2 separate regions of the Homo sapiens genome follow, and region 2 is linked to region 1. Evidence: read pairs that join two places in POLR2A ChIA-PET (ENCODE). Cell type or tissue: Caco-2. All regions are shown on one strand. Each heading gives the region's core, and the rest is flanking DNA. Links, peaks and the distances in the headings are about the cores only. Region 1 holds the start of WTIP (WT1 interacting protein). Region 2 has its middle 57 kb from the start of WTIP.

The links. ChIA-PET counts read pairs that join two places held together with the same protein. Peaks named below come from ENCODE experiments on the same cell type or tissue, not always from the same donor. Only the 100,000 strongest peaks of a DNase experiment are listed, where the experiment ranks them.
Region 2: POLR2A ChIA-PET joins it to region 1 with 10 read pairs; 2 of 35 experiments call an interaction of 5 or more read pairs at or near these places.

Annotation. Positions count from the first base shown.
Region 1 is chr19:34,479,987-34,482,893 of GRCh38, forward strand. It overlaps WTIP (WT1 interacting protein), which reads left to right and starts at 1,772. Exons shown (of 8, transcript NM_001080436.2): 1 at 1,772-2,655. The coding sequence starts at 1,989. RefSeq lists enhancers at 845-1,499, 1,500-2,155, 2,156-2,810. In Caco-2, for the core only: no CTCF peak of the experiment used is centred there; DNase peaks (open chromatin) are centred at 1,112 and 1,665; H3K4me3 peaks cover 1,708 bases.
Region 2 is chr19:34,537,512-34,540,418 of GRCh38, forward strand. No RefSeq gene overlaps it. Among named protein-coding and RNA genes, the nearest start is that of WTIP, 57 kb to the left of the region's middle. In Caco-2, for the core only: no CTCF peak of the experiment used is centred there; no DNase peak of the experiment used is centred there.

The DNA of each region.
Region 1 (2,907 bases), core at 179-2,678:
ATGATGTTGGGATTATACGACACGGTTGTGATTGGATTATTGTCTGCATTTTTGATAACTTCCCTTGAATAGATGTTTAGCAGCAGTATTACTGCTTCTAAGTTTCGTGTTCGTTTGTGCGGATGTTGACACCGCCAAACTGCTCTTCCCAAAAGGATATCCCAATTTGCACTCATACCAGTAGCATATGTGCAACTGTTTCACCACAGTCCTGCCAATATTGTAATTTTTAAATAGTAGATAATGCAGTCCATGAAATGTGATATGACTGAACTGGCTTTTCCTTTCTCATTTGAAAGGTAGACCATTTTTCATGTCCTGGCTTCCCTGGGTATTTGCTCTCCCAAATGCTGGCTTCTAGACCCCGCACGGAGTCTCATGCCTGTAATCTCAGCGTTTTGTGTGGTGGTGTGCGCCTGTACTCCTACGTACTCAGGAGTCCGAGGTGGGAGGATTGCTTGAGCCCAGGAGGTTGAGACTCTGGGGTGTGTGTGATCACTGTGAGCTGTGATCACACCACTGTACTCCAGCCTGGGGGACAGAGCGACACCTTGTCTGAAAAAAACAAAACAGCGCAACTCCCCCACCCTCCGCGCACACGAAATGCTTGCTTCCACTTCCCCTACCCTGGTGGGGCAGGGGCTGGAACTCCGCAGGCTATGGGAAGGTGCTGGGGTTAGCGGCCCCAGCGGGTGCTCAGTGGTGTTGAGGCCACACTGCCCTGGGCGGTCTGGCCGGGACAGTTCCCGTGCGGGCTCCCTGCGCGCTGAGCCACTGTAGGCGCCTTCCCGAAAATCTCTGAGCAGAGAGGGCCTGGAAAACAGTACTCTCTCACGCAACACTTTTCTTGGATCCATCAGGCCCTGACAGATAACGGTTTGGTTTTCTTCCCTATAGCCGTGTGACTTGTACAAGGGATTTTAGTTGTGTCCTTGGGCACGAAGCCCTAGTCACCTCTCGATTCCCCACCTATGTGGCCCCTATGGCCCCGCTGGTTCCAGGACCTCCCCTCGAAGCCTCACCCACCACCCTGGATGCAGGTGCTGGAAAAGGGAGGAGTCCCCATATTTCACGGGGACTGCCTGTGATGGCCACAGGGGAGGCTCGCCGCCCACCGGCTCTGAGCCTGAGGCCTGCTTCTAGCCTGGCCTTGGGGGCCTGGGCGAAGCGACCCAGCGCGAGGACCAGTCCCCAACCAACCCGCTCCTAGTTCTGGGCGCCTTCCCCAGCAGTCAGATGGGGGCTTCAGAGGCCGGTGCGCGGCCACATGGCCCCGGGCCAGGCAGGGGGTCGTGGGGACGCATCTGCGCTAGGCGCACAGTATTCCTGGGCGCGGGACGGGCGAAGCGCCGTGGGTTCCAAGCTGAGCTGGGTCGGCCCTGCAGCGCCGGAGAGCAAGGCGGCGCAGGGAAGGGAGATGGGGCGGGATGTGGGGAAAGCTGTCGACTGCTTGGATCTCTCCGGCCCGGATGGCGCCAGCTGCCTCCAGCTCAGCCTGCGGAAATCCGAGCTCTTCCCAGCGGCCCGACGGCCCGGGCGCCCCGCAGACCCTGGGCTCTCCCCGCGGTGCCTCCGCCGCCCGCCCCTGCGTCCTGGCCCGGCCTCCACGCCCCTCCGAGGTCCCGGCGCAGCGCGGCCGCCGCCACTCCCCCCACATTCCAGAGGCCGCAGCGCCGTCTCCTTCCTCGCATTCCTGCCCCCGCAAAGGAGTCCCTCCGCCCCGCGCGAGGCCGCGGCGAGGAGGGGGCGCGGCCCGGCGCCTGGGAGCTTACATTCCTCCGCCGCGCGCGCCGCCGAGCAGGGCGCCGCGTCCCCCGGCCCGCGCGTGGCCGCCGGAACGACCCCGGCCCGGCGCCGGCCCCGCCCCGCCCCGCGCCCAGGGGTCCCGGGGCGGGCTCCGGGCTTCGGGCGGACGATGCGGCGGCCCGGCCGGAGCGGCGGCGGGAAGCGGAGGCGGAGGTGACGCGCCAGGGCCGGCGGGCCGGGCCATGCAGCGCTCCAGGGCGGGCGCGGACGAGGCGGCCCTACTCCTGGCCGGGCTGGCCCTGCGGGAGCTGGAGCCCGGGTGCGGCTCTCCCGGTCGGGGGCGGCGGGGGCCGCGGCCTGGGCCTGGAGACGAGGCGGCGCCCGCGCTGGGCCGCAGAGGGAAGGGCAGCGGCGGCCCCGAGGCCGGGGCGGACGGACTGAGCCGCGGGGAGCGGGGTCCCCGGCGCGCGGCGGTTCCGGAGCTCAGCGCGCAGCCTGCGGGCAGCCCACGGGCCAGCCTGGCGGGGTCCGACGGCGGCGGCGGTGGCGGCAGCGCCCGATCCAGCGGCATCAGCCTGGGCTACGACCAGCGCCACGGCAGCCCGCGCTCCGGTCGCTCGGACCCGCGTCCCGGTCCCGGGCCGCCTTCGGTGGGCAGCGCCCGCTCCAGCGTTTCCAGCCTCGGCTCCCGGGGCTCGGCCGGCGCCTACGCTGACTTCCTCCCGCCCGGCGCCTGCCCCGCGCCCGCTCGCTCCCCGGAGCCTGCGGGGCCGGCTCCCTTCCCGCTGCCTGCACTCCCGCTGCCCCCTGGCCGGGAGGGCGGCCCAAGCGCGGCCGAGCGGCGGCTGGAGGCGCTCACCCGGGAGCTGGAGCGGGCGCTCGAGGCGCGCACGGCGCGGGACTACTTCGGTGAGCTCGCTCGGCCCGGCAGTTCCCTGCGCGCATGGCTGGGGTCCGGGGTTCCGAGACTGCCTCGGGTAGGCGGCCGGATCAGCGGAGGAGAGCACGGGGCTGGCTGGGGGTGCAGCAGTGCACGGGGTTGGGACGAGGAAGGTGCATCCCCTGGGGACTGGGGAGCGCAAAGGGTGAGTGAGTGCGCCTGGATCCCCAGCAGCGGCTTCACCCCTGCCTCTGGGTCCCCCGACACACGAGGGGTTCTGG
Region 2 (2,907 bases), core at 170-2,669, 58 kb after region 1:
TCAGCCTAAAATAAAAGCTGAAGAAGGTTTTTTCAGTGCTTGTATCTTTCCATGAGCATGTGAGGCGGCTTTCTGAATTCTTCTGTATATGTAGTTGTTTTTGAATTAAAAAAAATAGGTGCAAGTCTTTAAAATCTCCTGAAAGTCACTTCATCCAGTGGGGGTTGAAACAATGATGACTAGCCTACAAGCCCACAAGCCCACAAGATCAGAAGCACCAATCCACAGTCAGAACACAGAACCATATGGCCTTGTCATTGTCTTGTATCTTGCATCAATTACTTCTGCATATACAGCTTTTTTCCTCTAACACAATTGCAATTTGTTTAAAGACTGACTCCCCCTCAACAGCAAAGAATTAAGCGTCCAGGAAGTGCTCAGTGATATGTGCCTTGATTCTTTCTAGATGTTTACCAACAACTGAGCTCTAATCACATTTGACTGGCCCAAGGCTAACAAGGAAACTTTGACTTTCCAGGCATCGGTGATCTTCAATGACAGGCTGTAACCTCTACTCAGGAAGAGTGAGGGCAGTGGCACCCAGTCCATGGGACTCTGTACTCAGAGATGATGCTGAAGACCTGTAGTCCTCTGGTCTCCATGGGTAAAGCCTCCCCTTTCCTCTATGTGAAGCCTGACAGCCTCCTTCAGTTGGCCTTTTTTCCAGCTCTGTAGGGCACCGTCCTTCCTTCTCACAGACCTGCTGAATTCTCATCTCATCTCCTATCTGGTCTCTTTGTTTCCCCTCAGGTTATTTTGGGCGAGAAACATTCCCTCAAAATGGCTCAGATACTAAAGGATTTGTTGTAAGGAAATGGGTGCATTTTGTAAGAGCTCCCTCAAAAATGTGAAACAGTAAATACATAAGAGCGACAAGTGATTAGATGTGACATCTGAGACCAGAATGATGAAGCAACCATGAGAAGACAATGATGATGAAATCAATAGCTAATACTTATTGAATGCTATTAAGAGGCCAGGCATTGTTGTAAACACTTTGCATCAATTAACTCATCTAATTTTCATAATAATGCTGTGAGATAGCTTTATTACCATTTTATAGATGGAGAAACTGAGGCATGACATAGTGAAGTAGTTTGTCCAAGGTCACACAAAGCCAGTATACATGCAACTTGGATTTAAACCCAGGTAACATGACTCCAAAGCTTAATGCTCTTCACACACACACCTTGGAGCTATTAAAGGGTATGCATTGTTTATCTATTAGGTCCACAGTGGATGCTTAAGAAATGGTTAATAGGTATGACTGAGGAAATAATATGATGTCAGTGACATCGTAACATCATTATGACATCAGCCCAACCTTCTATCATAACAAAGTCATGGTCTCTTATTGCTCTTAAAAGCTTCATATCTTAATTTAAAAATATGGCCTTCTGGCTGGGTGTGGTGGCTCATGCCTGTAATCCCAGCACTTTGGGAGGCCGAGGCGGGCAGATCACTTGAGGTCAGGAGATCAAGATTAGCCTGGCCAACATGGTGAAACCCTGTCTCTACTAAAAATACAAAAAATTAGCTGGGTGTGGTGGCACATGCCTGTAATCCCAGTTACTCAGGAGGCTGAGGTAGGAGAATTGCTTGAACCCGAGAGGTGGAGGTTGCAGTGAGCTGAGATTGCACCATTTCACTCCAGCTTGGGCAACAAGAGTGAAACTCCATCTCAAAAAAAAAAAAAAAAAAAAAAAGATGGCCTTCTTTTTCCTAATTCTGTTATTGTGAAGGCACTTTAATTCCAGAAATGTAAAGCATTATTATGTGTATGCTCATGCTTTTTAAATGACAAAGCACAGGTCTTTGGATGAATCCTGTCATAACAAAGTGACATGGTGGCATAAAACTATGTGTAGTGGAAACAAAAAAAATCTGGGCATTATAGGACTACTTCATCTTTGTGGTACCAGTTCCTTGGGAGAGCTGAAGAAGGACAGAGAATGAGAGAAAAGAAAGCTACTGTCATTATCCCATAAGTATATATGTGGTAGCCAGACTATCCATAATTACAGCAGTTTGATACCACGTCATGCTTCCTTAGTTATATTTACTTTGGAGTCAGAGTGGTGTCCTGCTGCCAGGCTGGAAAGCAGTGGTGTGATGATGCCTCACTGTGACCTTAAACTCCTGTACTCAAGCAATCCCTCCCCACTCAGCCTCCTGAATAGCTAGGACTGCAGGCATATGCCTACACCTGGGTAATTAAAAAATATATATTTTTAGAGATCGAGTCTTGCTATGTTGCCCAGGCTGGTCTTGAACTCCTGGCTTCAAACAATCCTCCTGCCCCAGCCTCCCAAATTTCTGGGATTACAGATATGTTCCATTGCACCTGGCCCTTCCTTACTTATAAGTCTAAGATCCCTCAATGTTTCATAGAATTTCAATATAAATTTCAGGATTAAAATTAAATCAAATGAAAGATAAAATCCCTGCAGAATAGTAAAAATTTACCACCCCATTCCAAACCTACTGTCTCTATTCCAAAGTGCTATTGGAATATGCCTCTATGCTTTTAGCTTTCAGTTAAGGTAGTACATGTATCAGAGGAGATATGTTTTGTTGAAAGTCAGAAACCTTATCACTCATTCCACACCAGAATTATTGTATGTATAACATAATGTTCCTTTTAAAAATAACATATCTTATGATTCTCACCTGCCATAGTGAACAAAATCTGAAGCATAATCCATATCACAGCCCTTCACTTACATCAGTGTCCATACACTCCAAATCAAATTGATCTGCATTACCTTTCTAATCACAAGATAGGATTCTAATCACAGGGCCAGTGAGACCGTTCCATTTCCTTTTTTTTTCTTTTTTTTTTTTTGAGACGGAGTCTCACTCTGTCGCCCAGGCTGGAGCGCGGTGGTGCGATCTCGGCTCACTGCA